Linked DNA regions of Mus musculus: region 2 is linked to region 1. Evidence: chromatin loops called from intact Hi-C (ENCODE). Cell type or tissue: left cerebral cortex. All regions are shown on one strand. Each heading gives the region's core, and the rest is flanking DNA. Links, peaks and the distances in the headings are about the cores only.

The links. A loop is a pair of places that touch in the nucleus more often than their neighbours do. Peaks named below come from ENCODE experiments on the same cell type or tissue, not always from the same donor. Only the 100,000 strongest peaks of a DNase experiment are listed, where the experiment ranks them.
Region 2: a loop joins it to region 1, with 2.2 times the contacts of the local background. A loop is called at or near these places in 8 of 42 quality-filtered maps.

What each region holds. Positions count from the first base shown.
Region 1 is chr14:58,612,904-58,622,057 of GRCm38, forward strand. No RefSeq gene overlaps it. Among named protein-coding and RNA genes, the nearest start is that of Gm25614, 33 kb to the right of the region's middle. In left cerebral cortex, for the core only: no CTCF peak of the experiment used is centred there; a DNase peak (open chromatin) is centred at 4,994.
Region 2 is chr14:58,030,646-58,039,799 of GRCm38, forward strand. No RefSeq gene overlaps it. Among named protein-coding and RNA genes, the nearest start is that of 3110083C13Rik, 36 kb to the left of the region's middle. In left cerebral cortex, for the core only: a CTCF peak has its summit at 4,132; DNase peaks (open chromatin) are centred at 4,147 and 5,139; H3K4me3 peaks cover 319 bases.

The sequences.
Region 1 (9,154 bases), core at 645-8,644:
ATATGTGAGGGAAAAGATAGCAAAAGAAAAGCCAGAATAAGATGCCAGTTGATTGAGAGGCCTCAATATTTAGGAGTGTTTACTGCTCTTGCAGAGGACCTGAGTTTAGTTCCTAGCGCCCACATCAGGAGGCTCACAACAGCCTGTGAAGTCCGGCTCTAGGGGACCTGACTCCCTCTTCTGGCCTCTCTGGGCAACTGGATTCATATGCACATACCCTGACACAAAATCATAGGCATACAGACTATTTTAAAACAAATAAAAATAAATACAGAAGATAAGGGCTGTCTGGTGAAAAAGTAAAACAAACAAACAAAATCCCTCAATTTAGTTATAGCTATTGCCCTAATAAACAATGCAAAAAAGTTAAAGTAACAATTTTGGAAAAGTGGAAATATTACTAGAAAAAAAAATCTAGTACTGTTTGGTAAATATCAACACAGGGAATTTGAAATAAAAGTAATATAAGTACAAATGAATAGAATGAATAGTAACAAGCTGACAAGATATGTAAAAATTATGAACTTGTATACATCCATTATAATATAAATATGCACATCTGATCCCAGAAAAGATTTCATACAATTTCCTCAGAATTGATCAGAACTGCTTTTCCAAGCAGAAAAGGCTATAATTATGAAGCATTTTCTCATGTGTTTAGATCTATTTAATTTTTAACTTCTCCTTCTCTCTCTCTCTCTCTCTCTCTCTCTCTCTCTCTCTCTCTCTCTCTCTCTCTCTGTGTGTGTGTGTGTGTGTGTGTGTGTGTGTGTGTGTGTTTGTTTCCTGAATAGATGCACAGAAGTGTGTGTGTTTCCTGAATAGATGCACAGAAGAATTAGGTGACAAAATTTCTGGGCATTTATTGTGTTTTAAAAACCATACTATTTTTGCAATAGATAATATTGTTTAAATAAAACCTAATGATCTCCTTTAATTTTTGGAGAAACCTTTACTGTTTATAAGTTGATTGTCTCGGGTATTTGCTACAATGAGCAAAATGCTGAGGGACAGACACACTTGCCAACAGAGCCTTCTGATTTCCAACAGCAAGCAGGTGTTTTCCTAGGGCAGTCTCTGAAGCCAAACCAAGGGAGGATGCAGTATAACAACCAACTTTGTTATTAAAAGTTGCTTCATTGAGTAATAATTGTTATCAGTTTCCTGAATTAGTTGTGTTCCATTTCCTACCACCGTTAAGATACATTTTCTCCTGAAAGTCTTTATAAAAGGCTGGAAGTTTGTCCTTGTGGACTCACTTTCCCAAGCACTCTAGCCCTGTGGAAAAGCTCAGCAGGAATGACAGTGTTTCCATCACAAAACGGCAAGTATGTTTCAGCTTTCTTGCTTTGTGGAAACGAAGCCCGTGCAGACTGGCTGGATTGGGTCTGAACTCTCTCATGCTTCCTGGGTTGGAGTAGTGAGAAGTCTATTCTGCCACTTGATCTTTAATTGCCAAGCTTCCTAGCCTTATCTGGTGTCCTGTTGGTCCAACCTTGCGGTTGTCTTAGAAAGAACTGTGGCTTTATTCAGCTTACCTGGGCCCTTTTTTTATTTTCTCGAATGCTCCCATGTTTGGTATTGTAGAGGTTTCGTTGGGATGATTGACTTATTTTCATTTTGCATGTCAGTCACACCATGTAGCCCATGCTAGTGTGGAACTTGCAACCCCCCTCCCTCAGTTTTAGGAGTATTGAGATTACAGGCACTGACTGGCATAGCCAGCACTTAGCATTTAGTTCTCAGTGGTAGGGTGGTGACCTTAGTCTGAAGATCACCACCACATGTATTGCGTGTTCTCTGCAGATTAAAGGACACCACCATTGTTATGGCAACCCTGTGCTGCCACTTGGGTGACTTTCCATGTCATCAGAGAGATGCTGCCTGTACTTATTATACACCATCATTTTAGCTCATCTTTAGTATTCGTTAACTCATCAGTGAGTGTTTGAGAAGAATCTCCTTGAATCATTCTTTATGAGTGAAAAACATGAGTGTGCTTTCTGAATGAATCTTGAAGTCTCAAACATGCCTCCTCCCGAATCACCGGGAAAGGCTTAGCTTTTCCTAAAGCATGGCTCCAGTACTCAGGTTACAAGACTTTAGCACCCACCTGCCTGCATCTCCCCCTACCCCCACCCCTCAAGGCCAAGCCATATTCTCAGCTTTCCAGGGTAATGCAAGAAAGAAAAAAAAAAAAAAATAGAGTATATCGGTCCACAAGAAAAGCCAGAGAAAACAATGAGTCAGGCAGTTTGGTCCAAATAAAGAAAAACCAAAAACCAAACCAAAACAAAAACAAAACAGAAATGGCTTAGATCTGTATTAAGACTCTCCTTGGGTCTAAAACAAAGACTTTCGATGTCAAAGTATTGTTTACAAGCCACCCCTCCCCCCCTTAGCCAGACATTGAAGAGAACCTTAGAAAAAGAGGGGATAGCTAGAACTAAGGCCCAAAGATACAAGTCTGCCCCTTGCAGAAGCAGAAGCAAGAGAAGAAAATTTAGCCTTGTTCTCTTTTGTTCTAGCTTTTTTTTTTTAAAAAAGATTTTTTTTTTTTTTGGCAATCTGATAGTCTTTTTCCCAGAAAAAGATGTTTTATAATTTAAAATATCTTTTAGCCTTATTTACTTTACTTTATATGAATGAGTATCTTGCCTGTGTGTATGTGTGTTCACCATGTCCTTGTCTGGTGCTTACAGGGGTCAAAGGAGGGAGCTGGACCCCCTGGAACTGAGTAAGACATGGTTGGCGGTCACCATGTGGATGCTGGGAATCAAACCCAAGTTTTCTGCAAGAACAGCCACTGCTTTTAACTGTCGAGCCATCTCTCCAGTCTCCCAAACTGTTTTCAATGCATAAATAAATTAGAAGTACAAAGGGAATGATTTCTGATAACGCCTAATGGTACTAATGGGCCCCTTGGCAGAGAGTTTTCATGGAACCTGGCTTAAGAATCTATGCTGTGCTTTAGTCTGGAGCCTTGAAGGGAAGAGGGGCATGCTCAGGTTAGGACAACTTAACTCTCATTTCAAAAAAAGGTATTTACAAAGTGACGGTAGGGTGTAGAGGAAACTTACTAGGAAGTGCATGCTCCCAGAAAATGCAGAACATTTTAAATAAAATCAGGAATCAAGGATGAGAAACAAAACTACCCACGAGTCCTTGACAACAATGACTGTCTGGGGACTCAGGCAGCAGCAGATGACCATTATGGCCTGCGAGGCAGAGCACACATTTCCCGATTCCACTGTCTGATAATCTGAGCTCTTCAGAGATGTTACAAGTCACGCTAACTTTTAAAGATGCAAATCAATCTTGGTCTCCATTGTCCTGCTCCTCAGTCACCACCAGGCCAGGCCAGCAGCTAACGGGCTGGGCAAGGCCATGAGTCCTGAGCTCCCTGCAGTTGTCCAGGGCAGCAGGGGAAACAGGTAGTTAGTCCTTACAGATGCCACCAGTAAAAAGACCCACATCCTGTCGCCCAGTCCTCACTGTGTTGGCAAATATTTCAAAATGCTTTACACTCAATGAGGAATTAGACAGGCTTTCTTTGTTGGAAGACTTCTTCTTTTGAGATTGATTTTAAAAGCCAGCATTTCCTGATGGCTTTCCCAGGAACTCTCAATATTTAGGCCTCCTGCCCCACTGTGTATTGCTGGGTGCTTAAGGAAGGAATGAGCCCTTGTAAGCTTTAAGGAATAACGGTTAAAGTTTGAAGAAGTTTTCAAACAGGCCAAAAAGATGAGAGCGCAATCCTCTGTGTGCAGCTGTTTGAATGGCTAGGTAAGGCTCTGGGGACCTATGCCATAAAGGCGGTGGTGTTTCTTCTAATGATTTGTATCAACATTCCACACATTACCCCAAACTATTTAAGAATGGATGAACCATTGTTAACTATTCAGCGAGATCTGCAGAGAACATCTGATGTTCCCAGATGGGTTTCCCTTTTTTAATAGCAGAAGGTTAATGGGTATCCAAGCTGCATGTCTCTGTCCAGAGAGAGAGAGATAGATAGATAGAGAGAGAGAGAGAGAGAGAGAGAGAGTGAGAGAGAGAGAGAGAGAGAGCACTGAGTGACCAAATACCTTGGCCTGAAGGGGTGAGGCTGCTTTAGCAGAAAAAAAAATCCTTTCTTCTGGAAATTCAGCGGGTGGGGCTGCTGTGTCCACAGAGAACCTGTTGGTGGGTGTTCCCCGCTGCTGTTTCCACTGTTGGCTGAAGCTGTTCGGGTGTATGTCTCTATGTGCCATAATGTTCTGTTACAAAATACAGCAGAGTTCATGAGATTTTGCTTCAAAAAGAAAAAAAAAAAAAAAGACAAAAGACAAAAGTAAAATCCTGTAGCTGGGCCAGGTGATTCACACCTATAGTTCTCCCGCTTAGGAGAATGAGGCAGGGGGATTGCTGTGAATTTGAGGCCAGCCTGGGCTACAGAGTGAGAACCTATCTCACCAAACTAAAACAATACAAAGCAAAATGCTCAGCTTCTGCTTCCAGGTGAGATGATGGATCTTTCCTCCCACAGAGCTTGGCTCTGTTTCTCACTCTCAGGAAGGCAAATGCTCTGATAATGGCTTGACTTTCCTAGTGATCTGTGACACTTTCCTGTGCTACTATAGGAGGTGGCTTGGTGACTAAGGAGGGTATCTTTGGAAGGGGATATTTGCCAAGCACTCCACTGGTTTCCTGCAGTAACTCTCTCCAGATTTGACATAGTTTTTAGTAAAATCTCAGAGGATAAACAAAGATGAAAGTCAGAGGACAGTGAATCTTTCTGCTGGTGTTCTGACCAGAGCTGCGTTCATAAAGCATTCTGTTTACGAACATGGAGGAGGATGCCGGGGTAATAAGGTTAGCGTTGGAATCGCTCTTCGAGGTCACTCTTGTAGAGTGTCTGCCTGGATCAGGGGAGGCTGCCAGGGCTCCATCTGTTAGCAATACAACGCCAGCTACAAACACAACTGTCGTGACAACCACACCAAGTTAGTCTTTCAAATAAAACTTGTTAAAAGCTACTGCCTCCAGCCTCCACCCACTGCAGCAAACTGCATTAAATCATCCTCTAACTAGTATTTATTTTCTTAGGCATTCCTTCCTTCTGCAGCTGTGGGCACGTCAGCTTTTGATTTAAAATAACCCTACCAGGACGAGCATTTACAGTCCCGTAAGGTCAGGCTGTGTTTGCGACGATGTCCGAAAGCCATGCCCCACCTCACCTTTCTTGGGTAGTGAGGCTGCTGGGGCTCCATCAGGTCCTCTGTGTGTCCCCTTAGTGTCACGGCTTTTAAGTCTGGGTTTTCTCAGGTTAGCTGATGCCCATCTACAGGTGCTCTTACAGAAAAGCACTCTAAAGAGAAGAATGGAGGGTTCACCTCCAAACTCTCCCATGCCCCAACAAGGCCCCTGGTTTGCTCATTTAAGAGAACCTGGGTGGTAAAGGACAGTTTGGGCTCATCTCAGTCAGCCTGTGAAATCTGAGTTCACAAAAGAATCAAAGGTGTAAGAATCAAAGGTGTCACTAAGTCCATTAGCCCTGTGTGCTGTGACATGTATTTTCTTGTGACTTACAGACTTGAAATCTGAGGCCACCAAATGGCTCTCGGTAACCCCCTTGTTACAACTCTGATGGAAAAGTAACCAAATCTCTCAATACTTTTTAGATCCATCTGTAGTTAAGGGGCACCTTTCTATAGGGTGTTTCCTGTAAAATGGTCAAATGGTTCAATAAAAAAATGTCTGGGGAAAGTCAAAGGAAGAAACATGGTGTAGGTTTCTGTGTTCTCTGTACTTTTGGAAACATGAGGGGAAAGCCCTTCCTTATGGCTGGGAGAGTGGTCAGAGGCCACACTGTATCTGAACATGGTACATGGGGCAGGATCTGCAGTGCTGCAATTACAAACACATGTCAAGAGCTAACAGAGCCAGGCACTACAGATCACTGCAGTAGCTGTCAAATGGAAATCAATAAATGAAGAGTGGTGGGATGGCACGGAACCGTGGCTGAGTTTGTAAAGCGCATGACCCGAAAGTGTGAAGACCCGAGTCTGGTTCCCCAGCACCCACGCACACACTGGGCACAGCAGAGTGCACCTATAATAAAGATCCAGGAAGGCAGAGACAGGAGGCTTGGGCTGGGGCTCACTGGTTAGTTGGGTACTCTAGATGAATCACTGAGCTCCAAGTTCAATGAATGATCTGGTCCCCAAAATAAGGTGGAGGGTGATAGAAGATATTCCATGTCCACCTCTTACCTCCACATGCGTGCACACATATGTTCACACCCAGACCTACATATATGAACAACACACATGAACATGTGCAAATGATTCTCTCTCTCTCTCTCTCTCTCTCTCTCTCTCACACACACACACACACACACACACACACACACACACTTACTTTAGTAACCACTAGAGGTTAAAGCTTAAATGGGAACAATATGATTTACATACAAAAAGGAAATAAAAATGAGTCAAATATTTTATTTACCATGTTAATTAACAAAGTCATAAGGTAGTATTTTGGCTGGTTCATGGGAATCTTCAGAGGAATGTGAATTTATAGAGAGTTGAGGGCCATGGGAATGAATTTACAAACGGGTAGAAACTGGTAAGAGAAAGCTACAGGCAGAGTAGTAATCAGTTGTTTCTGGTGAGACACAGACTGTGGTCAAGAATTTGCATAACCGCCGGGCATGGTAGCACACGCCTTTAATCCCAGCACTTGGGAGGCAGAGGCAAATGGATTTCTGAGTTCAAGGCCAGCCTGGTCTACAGAGTGAGTTCCAGGACAGCTAGGGCTACACAGAGAAACCTTCTCTCCAAAAACCAAAAAAACCCAACAACAACAACAACAACAAAAACAAAAAAAGAAAGAAAGAAAAAAGAAAGAAAAAAAAGATTTTGCATAACCATTTGTTTCCCCCAGGTGACCTTCAGTGTGCATCTCAATGGGAAGCAACTCAGCCAAAGTAAATAAAGTGAATCATATGGGGACAGGCTACATAGCCAAGTAATCCCTATAAAAGCAGTACTGAGTGACAGGGTATCTATCCCTTGGCACTACCTCAGCTCATACATACACAGTATGTGATGTCTCCTGCATGTTTCTCTAGATTCTATTCTTAATATAGCTTTTTGATATAAACTTTAAAACAGGTGACCCGAAGTGACAGAGCAAATAAACAACTGTCAAGTCTTAGACCTAGATAGTTCAAGTCCATGATCTGCAGTGTGCAAAACTGCTAGAGGTTGGCTATGATCAGCATGTGTCCATGACCTAAGAACAGAGGCTGGACTGCTGACAATATTACTGGTCTAGAGCGAACACAGAAAGTCAAGGGGAAAACAGGAAAGCTGGTGTTGTATAGAATCTCCCTGGGGCTCTGGCAGTGGAGACAGAGGCAGGGCATTCATTGTGCATGTCCCCTGGGTGCCCTTGTTCAACCACTGAATCTGTACCCATGCACACCACATCTGATCTCACTATGACTTGCAAGGCACCGGCTGATATCACAGCCATGGTAATGAGAGACTCACCTTGTAGCAAGCTGAGGGGGCCAGTCTGGCAGAGCTGGGGAGAGGAGTTAGCTGGAAAGTGCATTCTTTGCAAGCAGATGGATCCCTAGCACTTGTAGAAAATCATACAGGGAGAGGGACAAACCTAGACAGATCCCTTGAGTTTCCTGGCTTTCTACTCTAGTAGAATTGGTGAGCAATTCAGTGACTGACCTGTATCAAAAGTGACAGGAAGAAAGCCAACATCAACTGCTGTCCTTGTGCCCAACTGATGAGCACTGTGAGTTTTGTACAACTGGGAGATAATGGGAAACCATGAGCACTCAAAATTAATCTTGTAAGTGGGACTCCTTGTACCCTCTGAATTTCTTAACTTGTGATGAGTCAACATATGCACCCACACATGTACACACACTCCCACACATTAATGTACATGCATACCTACACATGTATATACAAACACACACACACACACCATTTCACAGTAAGAGGATTTGATACAAATATTGGTCCCACATGTTGGCTTTGAAGCAAACCTGGGTTTGCACACACCAGGCCTTTAGGAGGTGACATGGCCATTCTGTTCCTGTTTGTGGGGTGCTGACGCATCCCTTTATTCACCAGGGATGAGGGCTAGCTTTGTTAAGTGGAACATGGCAAATAATGTGAGCTGCAAATTCCCCGACTGGCAAAGGTTCTGCACAATTCTTTTTCTGCCCGTTTTACTGTATCCTGTTTAAAAAGGAAGTCCAGAAATATTTAGCACCACTGGATAGCTGTGCCCTGGGCCCTTCTGATTTCTCTCTCATCCACTTGTCCTCTGACCCCCAGGAAGCCTGTTCCTGGGAGTCTCCAAGAAAGGAGGGATACCTACAAAACTCACATTGTCCCTCAGCCTCCATTTGTTCAGTTTGGAGACAGTTCACTGGAGCTATACAGTTCAGTGGTTTCCCCAAGCAAAACTGTGTCACATTCTTTTTATTTGATGAGGGGTGTCCTTTCTTTGAGAAAGAACAGAATAGAGAAGGTATGTCATCCAGATATTCAGAAGAGTAAGGAGGGACACTGAGAATGTCAATAGTATTGTCAACAGTACTGGAGGCAAACTCAGGGTATTTCCAATGCTGGGGAAGATCTCCACCATTGGCTGCAAGCCCAGCTCTGGATTTTTATTTTCAAATGAAACTTAGTCTGCCATGTGTAACTGTACTGGCTAGTTTTGTGTCAACTTGACACAGCTGAGGTTATCACAGAGAAAGGAGCTTCATTTGAGGAAATGCCTCCATGAGATCCAACTGTAAGGCATTTTCTCAATTAGTGATCAAGGGGGTAAGGCCCCTTGTGGGTGGGACCATCTCTGGGCTGGTAGTCTTGGGTTCTATAAGAGAGCAGGCTGAGCAAGCCAGGGGAGGCAAGCCAGTAAAGAACATCCCTCCATGGCCTCTGCATCGGCTCCTGCTTTCTGACCTGCTTGAGTTCCAGTCCTGCATCCTTTGGTGATCAACAGCAGTATGGAAATGTAAGCCGAATAAACCCTTTCCTCCCCAACTTGCTTCTTGGTCATGATGTTTGTGCAGGAATAGAAACCCTGACTAAGGCAGTAACCAAACCAATGCTTTATATGACTCTTCAGG
Region 2 (9,154 bases), core at 874-8,873, 580 kb before region 1:
CACACACACACACACACACACGTTGCTGTGAGTTCTCATGCTCGAACCCAGCAGCACTGGCTTATGTGTGCATTGTGTGTGTGTGTGTTGGGAGGGGTGGAAATCTGGGCATCATTCATACTAGGCAACCACTCTTCCTCAGACTCTAACCCCAGCCCCAGATGGACTTCTTGTTCCCAGTGTTGCTGCCTCTCAGGGAGGTAATCACTGAGCCATATTTTAATATATGTTTCTGTTAAAAAGCCAGACCCCCAAGACCCACTAATGAATTTTCAGTGGAATAAGACACAATTTGTAATTCCTTTTTCAACTCAATTCTTTTCCAGAAAAAAAAAATCTTTATAATTATAGGTCTGAAAGAAACCTTTAAAGTTACTTGCTAACTCTGATTTTAAGAAGGAAAAAAACAAATAAATTTAAAAAAATTAGAGATTTGGGTTGGATCCAGCAGGAGAATTGAGTGAAGCATTTTCTTCTAAAGATTTTACTTTTAAAATACATTTATTTTTATTTAAATATTTATGTGTATGGGTGTCTTGCCTGCTCGCAAGTCTGTGTAGCACATGCCTGTGAGGGCTTTATGAGAATGTTGGAGTCCCTGAAATTGGACTTACAGATGGTTATAGGCCTCCATGTAGCTGCTGAGAATTGAATTCAGGTCCCTTGAAAGAACAGCAAGTGCTTGTAACCACTGAGCCATCTCTCTAGCTGCCTCCCAAAGCACCAACTTGTTATTGGGCTTTAATAATTCTGTTTCCTATCAAATAGTCTAATGAGAAACAAATCTTGCCACACAAGGTTATTAATGAAGTCTTGCTAAGTTCTTACCAAGTCATCACAAAACCATATTTTATACCTCTGCTTTTTCTTTTTTCTTCCCTAACCCGCCCCCATCGTCTCTCCCTTGCCCCCCTCCCTCCCCATCTCCTCCTCTCCCACTTTTTGTGGTTCTGGGAACTGTCCCTCACTCATGCTGCCCTGTGCTCTACCCCTAAGTCACAGCCCCATTCTCAGTTTACTTTTTAAAAAGTGCCTTTATTTATTATTACATGCGTGTGTTTGTCCGTGCCAATGTACGTGTGTCGCAGTGCATAGTGGAAGTCAAAGGAGACGTTTAGGGAGTCAGTTCTGCCCCTCCATCACCATACTCAGGGGTCCAGCACAGGTCACCAAGCTTGCCAGCCAAGCATTTTTGTCCATGGAGCCATCTCACTAACTCTTTCTTTTCATTTTTTTTTTTTAATTTTATTTTGAAATAGGGATTTGCTTAGTTATCCAGGATGCCTTTTAACTCATTATGTAGCTCAGGCTGGTCTCCAGCTTGTGATTCTCTTGTCTCAGTTTCCCTGGTAGCTGGGATCACAGGTCAATGCCACCAGATCTGACTCATTCTTTTCTGTTTTCTGTTGCAATGTTTTTTTTTTCTTTCTTTTAATAGATCAATTCTTGTATGAGGTGCATTCGGTTTCTTCCAATTGAAGGTGATCAGAAGATGAATATACTGTTTCTGATTGAAAATAAAAACTAATGATGTAAAAATAAGTACCCCATGTGTGCCTGAAAATACCCTGGGAAAATGCTTTACCTTTTCCACATTCTAGAAGGGGTCAGAAGCTGGTGAATCCTACAGCATGTAGCCACCATTCCAATGGCATTGTAATATTTGGGGTCCTGTTTGCACCTCACACCTCTGTGACAACATCTATAGCAGTGACTTTGAACCTGTGCAACAGGCTCCGCAGTGACCTGTGCTCACCCTAGCAAAGGCTGGCAATAGGATTTGATAATATCCGATTTCGCAACAGCAGCAACAAGGACTTACGGGAAAATGTGTAGTTCCGATCAAGGGAATGGTGGCATTGCTGATGCATGAATCCATCATTCCCTAGAATTTTTATCACTTAGAGGAGAGCAGAAAGGCCACATTCCTTGGTAGCAGAGGACCAAAGAAAAGGGGAGATAAGTGAGATGCTTACTTGAGGCAATGGAGAACTAGACTGGCGGAACTCAGTCACTGAATCCAGACCCGTGGTGATTTCCATTGGATTGATTAGAACATTGCATTTGTAAGAAGTGGGGTGACTTGCCCAAGGATTCACCCCATGGGATCAGTTTTGGTCTTCCTGTTGTTATCCAGTTTCCATTGTGCTGCTGAGCTGAGCAAGCGGCATTCCCCAAGTTCCCAGGTCACATGGCTTCTGCGTTGGATGGTTCAGAAGGCTCTGGTTGGAGGTTGCCAGGGAGAGAGAAGGCAGGTTCTCTCTGTCTCTGTCACCGTCTCTCTCTCTTTCTCCTCCATTTCCCCTCTTTCCCCTCCTTATACCTCCCATCTCTCTTCCCCCTCCCCCCTTCCCATCTCCTGCCATCCTGCCCTGCCTTTCCCTTCCCCATCACCAAGCCCACAGTCCACCACAGCTTCTCCCATGATTCCTTACTGGACCCTGGTTCCAGGAATGCTGCCTGATTTTGAGTTTTGGATAGTGGCAGATTGGTGTTGTTGCTAACCTTTAGGTTACTCCATGCTACTCTTTGTGGTTTCTATCACCAAGTGGTACATTTTGTTTTTCAAGATGCACCTCTGGTTTTCCAATTGGATCTTGCATCTATTCCAAGTTTGACTCAAAAGTTGATATGGCCCAAAACAAAACAAAAAACAAACAAACAAACAACAACAACAGAAAACCAAACCAACCAACCAAACAATCAACCAACCAACCAATCAACCAAACACCCAAACACCCTCAAAACAAAAACAAAAGCAAAACAAAACAAAACAAACAAGCAAACAGAAAAAAAAAAAAAGACTGAAGCCCAAGAACTCTCACTTACCACATGACTCTTTAAGACGGAGGATACTTTCTTTGTTTCTTCTTTTTCTTATTCCAAGGATTGTTTGAGGATGTATGGAGTCATAGAGGAGAATACTTTGTAGTTAGAGGCATGCACTTTAGTCCGTGTTCCTGTTACAGAGCCATGCGTGGCCTGTGCTTGTTAAAGCTCCTCTGCCTGCAGAAGCTTCTGCCTGGGGGGAGGGGGCGGGGCGGAGGGGAAGAGGCCAGGCCCTCACTGAGTTTGGCTTCCTTTGGTGTGTTCTGGAAAATCCAAAATTTCAGACGTCTTCCAGTGGTTTCTGAATGTAGTCTGGGTGAGAATTAAACCATTGCATCAGCTGCTCTCAAGGTGTGTTCCTCAAACCAACAGCCTCAACATGGCTTGGTAGCAGGGGAGAGGTGCAAGCCCTTAGGACTCCAGGACCACGGACTCCCACGGAGTTCCATGGTGGATCAGCCTTTAACAGCTTGATGTCTCCTGAAACTTGGGTGAAGATGCACCCGCCAAACAGCCTTTCAGCGTCTAAGAGGCTGGGCTGCCCGTTCGCTCAGCTGGCAAAGAGGATCTGCGTTTACCACCTCTTGCTAGGTGCTGCTCCAATATGCACATTAATCCCTGTGTGTCTGTCTCAGTTGTTCCTTCTAGCAAGCCTTATGTGGGGGTAGAATTGACACATAGGCGACACCTTGTTATGAAGCGTGCCACGCGTGTCAGAAACTGCAAGATGCCACAGCTGAAAGGACGGTCATCGTCCTCACAGCACCGAGAGCTTAACCAAGTTCAGATGAGATGGAAGCAATTCAGCCGCATCGGACTGAATGCTGTGGAGGAGTTCTTGGCCTGGCATGTCTTCAAGGCGTAAGATCAGCAGTATGGCCACTCTGAGGATCACCGTGGTCATAGACCTGCTTTCCTGTAAGCTAACACTCATGTAGTGTTGAAAAGGGCAAGAATCAATTCATCAGACGTGGGCGAATAAGTCTATGATGGCCTTAGCATCTTCCCAAACGGGCAGGTCCTAAGGGAGCTGACTTAGCATCTCTGCAACCCACAGTGGTCTTGACATCAGGAATCACCCTTCAGGAAGTTTCTGCAATGGTAACCTGCAGATGGGCCTGCTGAGCTAGGCCAGGAACAGGATATTTGGAGAAAGGATCTTTTGACTGTAGGCTGAAAGAAATTATTATGGTATTGTCGAGGAAGGTATATACTCACTAGAGTAACAATGGCCTTAAATATATTCACAGGATTTGGGACACTGGTTCAGCAAAGAGGGTAAATTAGGTTGGGTAGTACCGGCTCTCTCCACACGAGGGAGCCTAGATTCCTCGTTTATATTTTCTATCCGTGAACGCAATTTGTATTTTCATCTTGCCACAAATTAAACATGAGTGACTTCTGTTTTATCATTTCAGGGTTTATTTCATGTAGTTTTGATGGTTCCATGACGTTCCAAACAGTTACGTCTTTTTCTTTTGGGATTTTGGGATGCCAGGTTAAGGCACTAGAAAAACATGGACCGTGTTTCTGCTAACAGTATCCTTTTATGAGCCTGATGCTATTTGGATTATCTGCAAAAACATCTTCTTCATTAGTGACTATGAACAAGATCTGTCAGTGAAATCGTCTCAAAAATATGCCTGTGCATATTTGAAAGAGTATTTACATAACACAGAAAACAACTCGTTGATTCATTTAAACTGGAGAAACAATTGTGTGGTATATTTTCTTATTACGGTGCTTTGGAGACCTCGCTGGCAACAAGTTGGGACCTGAGTGGCTTGGCTCCTTTTCAGATGGCATTTGGGAGTAAGAAAGGGGCTGTCTGTCCCAGAGGAGGGCCTGTGTGGGGTGGGGGTGAGTACACTGCCGCCAAGAGTGGGTGAAGCAAGTGGAAACTCCCCAAAACTGGGGTGTAAATTTGCAAAAGAATATTGAACCAGGCAAAAGGGAGCAAAGAAAAGGAGAAACTTTAATGACATTGGGTTAAAGTATCAAAAGTCAGGCCCCGAGGACAGGGCTCTGCGATGCTTCAGGGTTCGGGTACACTGGCACACAAAGCAGTGTTTTTTTCTTGTTTCTTTTTTTTTCTTCTGCTTTTCTAGAGAATTCCATTTTTTTCCTCACCATAACTCTCTCCCACCATAACTTTTTCTTGCTAAATAAATATGTCACGGGCTGAGGGGACAGGTGGGCTAATTTTCCAATTCTGTATGGTTTTCTGCAGAGACTAGAGGATCTGGGAGGATGGCTTAGTGAGGAGACAGGAATGGGTGTCCTGGGGGTGGGGCAAGTGCACAAGATTGTCAGCGTGCACAAGAAAATCCAGGTGGGGCTATATGAGTCTGAGATCTCAGTGTGGAGATGGGAAGATCTCTACAGTTCACTGGCCGGCTGATCTGGCAGAACTGGTGAGCTCCAGGCTCAGCGAGGTACTCTGTTTTAACAGAGATAAACATACATGTGTACTTGAGCATGTATACACACATGTACAGGCATAAAGAAAGGAAAAGTAGAGATACCAGCACTTCTGAAACTATTGATTTTTGCTGTGCCTCGCTGCAAAGTTTGTTCCTCGTCAGAGGGATAGGGATGGGGGTTGGGAAAGCACAACAGAACAGTGTGCCGGGCTATCCTCTTACGCAGACAGAGTGTAAGCATTTTCTCTAAGACACATGCTAAAATGCTCAGTCTTTAAATTAACATGACCCCATGTTCACATGACTGACCATGTCACCCAACCTGGCTGTGAGATGCGAGGGCCTGGTTTATTTATGTCTGTAGCTGTCATCAGCAGAGATCATGAATGAGAGAGGGATGTGTGAAGTCCCAAGAGTTCCCAGGGTGCTCTACGTTGGGTCATTATCCTGGGGTAATTGGCGTTGAAAGGGTAGGACCTCTAACGAGCTGTTTCTGTCCCTAATGGCTGGGAGCCTGGAAATTAGCACAGTGCCTGCTGTTCTACATGAGTGACCCGGCCTCTGGAGAGTCCTAGTCCCTCCAGGAAGGTTCTGTGACCACCTCATGGTCACTGCAGTAATGGCAACAATTACAGAATGGCCCTTTCAGTGAGACCCCGTGTGCATCAGTTAGGGACTAATCTCATTTGAGCAACAACAGGCCTGCCTGTAATGTCCATTGACTGACCAGCACCTCAGCGTGGTTGGCTGGATGTGGCTTGCACCTCTTGTGGAAGGAGAGAGATGCAGAGGGAGATGTGATGCTGTGCCTGGCTGCAGAAATGAGGTTTGGGATGGCAAGTGAATAAACATCACAGCCATGGGTCCTTTCGAGCTTCTGACTTGACCTTTACAGTCTACAAATACTTGAGGAGAAACACAAAGGGACAAAAGACGGGAGAGCATAGAAGAGCTGCGAATCCACAGGAAGGTTGGTGAGTAAGACTTAAACACAATTCTTGGGTCTGGAGGTGTATCTCAGTGTTAGAGTATTTGCCCAGCTCATGCAATGCCCCAGATTCTATTGCCAGCACTACAAAAATAAAGCAAGATGAAAACTATCACAGGGAAAGTGATGGATAGGGCAGTGACCTTGATCTGATACATGGCATGCATATCTCTAAATGTCACACTGGATCCCCTGACTATGCACAATTATCATGACCCAATTTAAAATAAAAATACTTAAAAAATAATAACAGTTTGTTATCACAGGTCTCAACACACATTCAGCAATGTGGGTGTGGTTAGTCCTTACCTAGGAAACCCCCATATTTTAAAGGTGCAGGAGAATTCCTGGTGACTCCTTCACGGTGACTTGGCTTTATCTCATGTGTTAGTATGGCCAGTGCTGTCCGCTCACGACAACAGTAACTTCACCCCAGAAGGGTGTGACTCAGGTGACTGAAGAGGTGACCCATGTGTGAAGATTGAGGGCCTCTCTTAGAGATAGATGTGTGTACACATGGTGAGTCCCCGAGAGGGAGGCCTGTTCATCCTGGACTAGCCTCATCCTAGTTTGGACACTGAGTATAACTCTGTACTATTTATCCACCAGAATTGTTTCATTAACCATGTGGTTAGATTATTTTTCACTGAATTTAACACACTAGTAAATTTAGTGTAATATGGATTCACAGACTATTCTCTGTGTGCAAAGCCAGAGGTGGTGAATGGACTGCAAAGCATTCATTTGTCTCTCTCTCTCTCTCTCTCTCTCTCTCTCTCTCTCTGTATTTGTGTGTGTGTGTGTGTGTGTGTGTGTGTGTGTGTATTGTGTGTATTTTATTCCTGTGCTAGGATTGATCCACGGGTCTTTTGCATGTCAAGTAAGTGTTCTACTACTGAGTATCTGGGCATGCAAAATATTTCTGAGAATAAAACTACATAAGGAAACACAGGTGGAAAATTAGGTGGATTCAAAAGTAAACTGTCTTTAGTTTAATTTATTATTTTTAGTTTTGATATTTCATTCTGTATTTACGTCATTTCTACTCTCCTCTCCTTCTCTTCAGCTCTTCCCCAACTCACTTCCAAACTCATTATCTCTTCTTCTATCATTATTGTCACATGTGCCTCCTTAGACAACGTAGTGTTATTCAAATGTACAAGTGCTTAAGGCTGACTAATTACGATCGGATAGTTTGGGTCTGTGTGTGGGGCGGCCTCATCCCTGAAGAAGACTGATTCTCTCTCAGCATCCACTGATTGCCTGTAGTCTGTGAGCTAGGGGTGGGGGACTCATGTGAAATCTCCCCCATCCATGTTGGCATATCAACTGATGCTGTCACTATACAAGTCTGGCTTATGTAACTGTATTGCTGAGATTTAATGGGTGCGGCAGTCTTGCTGTATGCAGAAGATACTATATTGCAGCTGGCACCCTGACCCTCTGGCTCCTACAGTCTTTTACTCCTTCTGCGGTGCTCTCAGAGCCTTAGGTGTTGGGATTGCAATGTGGGCATACCGGATGCAGCTGGCTACCCCATGGCTATTTATTCCTCTTCATTCCAACCAGTTTTGAATCTCTGTAAGAGCCTCTATCTGCTGCAAAAAGAAGCTTTCTTGATGAGGGCAAACTAAGTCTTGCTCACCATCATAGTGTTTTTCTTTGAGAACCTTTGGTCGACTCAAACAATTTACAGTTGGAAGAAGAAACAAGATAAGCTGTTTGGAATTTGTATAATGGTTCATGTTGATTTACAGTCTTAGGAGAGTAAAGATTAAAGATGGAAGGTGAAGAACCAGATGCACTTAGTGACCTCAATTTATTTTGGGTTCTCCACAGTGCGTGGGATCCAACCTAGGGCTGCATTTACTAGGTCAGCACTCTGCCACTGAGCTACATCCCCAACACTGTCCCGGAGTGTTAAAGAAAGCTTTTGCTGTCATTTGTAGTGTTAAGTGTTTGTCTCAGCTAAGGTATGCAGACACAGAAATTGCTTGTAAAATATAATTTCGCTAGAAAATGATCCCTTATTCGGTCAAAATGAGGAGCCAGTGCTGAATTCAGCTCACAAATGACCAATTTAATGTATATTATTAGTGCATGAAAATAATTGTAGGTGCAAAAGGGAGTTTCCCTTTTCAGCAGCTGCCTTAGGTATGCTGGGCTAACAGTGCCCAGTCAAGTTGGGTCCTGTCACATTTGCCCTCTGCTTTGGCTGCCCTCATTGCCGTGTGGAGCTGTAAGAGGAGGAAAGGAAACCATCAGCTTTGCTTTGCTTTCCTTCTTCCCTTCCTTCTTTCCTTCCTTCTTTCTGTCTGCCTGTCTTCCTTCCTCCCCCCTCCCTCCCCCTCTCTCTTTCTTTCCTCCTTTCCTTCTAAAATTTTTAATTAATTATTTTATTTACTTACATTCCAAATGTTGCCCTGCTTCTGGTACTCCCTCCCAGAGTTATTCACCCCCTCCCTTTTGCCTTTAAGAGGGTGCTCTCCCACCTCCCAGGCATCCCTCTTCCCTGGGGTATCAAATCTCCATAAGATTAGGCACATCCTTTCCCACTGAGGCCAGACAAGGCAGTCCTCTGCTGTATATGTGCCAAGGGCCATGGACCAGCCCATGTACGCTCTTTGGTTGGTAGCTCAGTCCCTGGGAGCTCCCAGGAGTCTGGGTTAGTTGACACTGTTGGTCTTCCTATGGGGTTGTTATGCCCTTCAGCTCCTTCAATCCTTTCCCCAACTCTTCCATAGGGGTCCCCAGCCTCAGTGCAATGGTTGCCTGTAAGTATCTGCATCTGTCTCAGTCAGCTGATGGTGGGGCCTCTCAGAGGACAGCTGTGCCAGGCTCCTGTCTGCAAGCACAACATAGCATCACCAATAGTGCCAGGGTTTGGTGCCCACCCATGGGATGGATTCCAAGT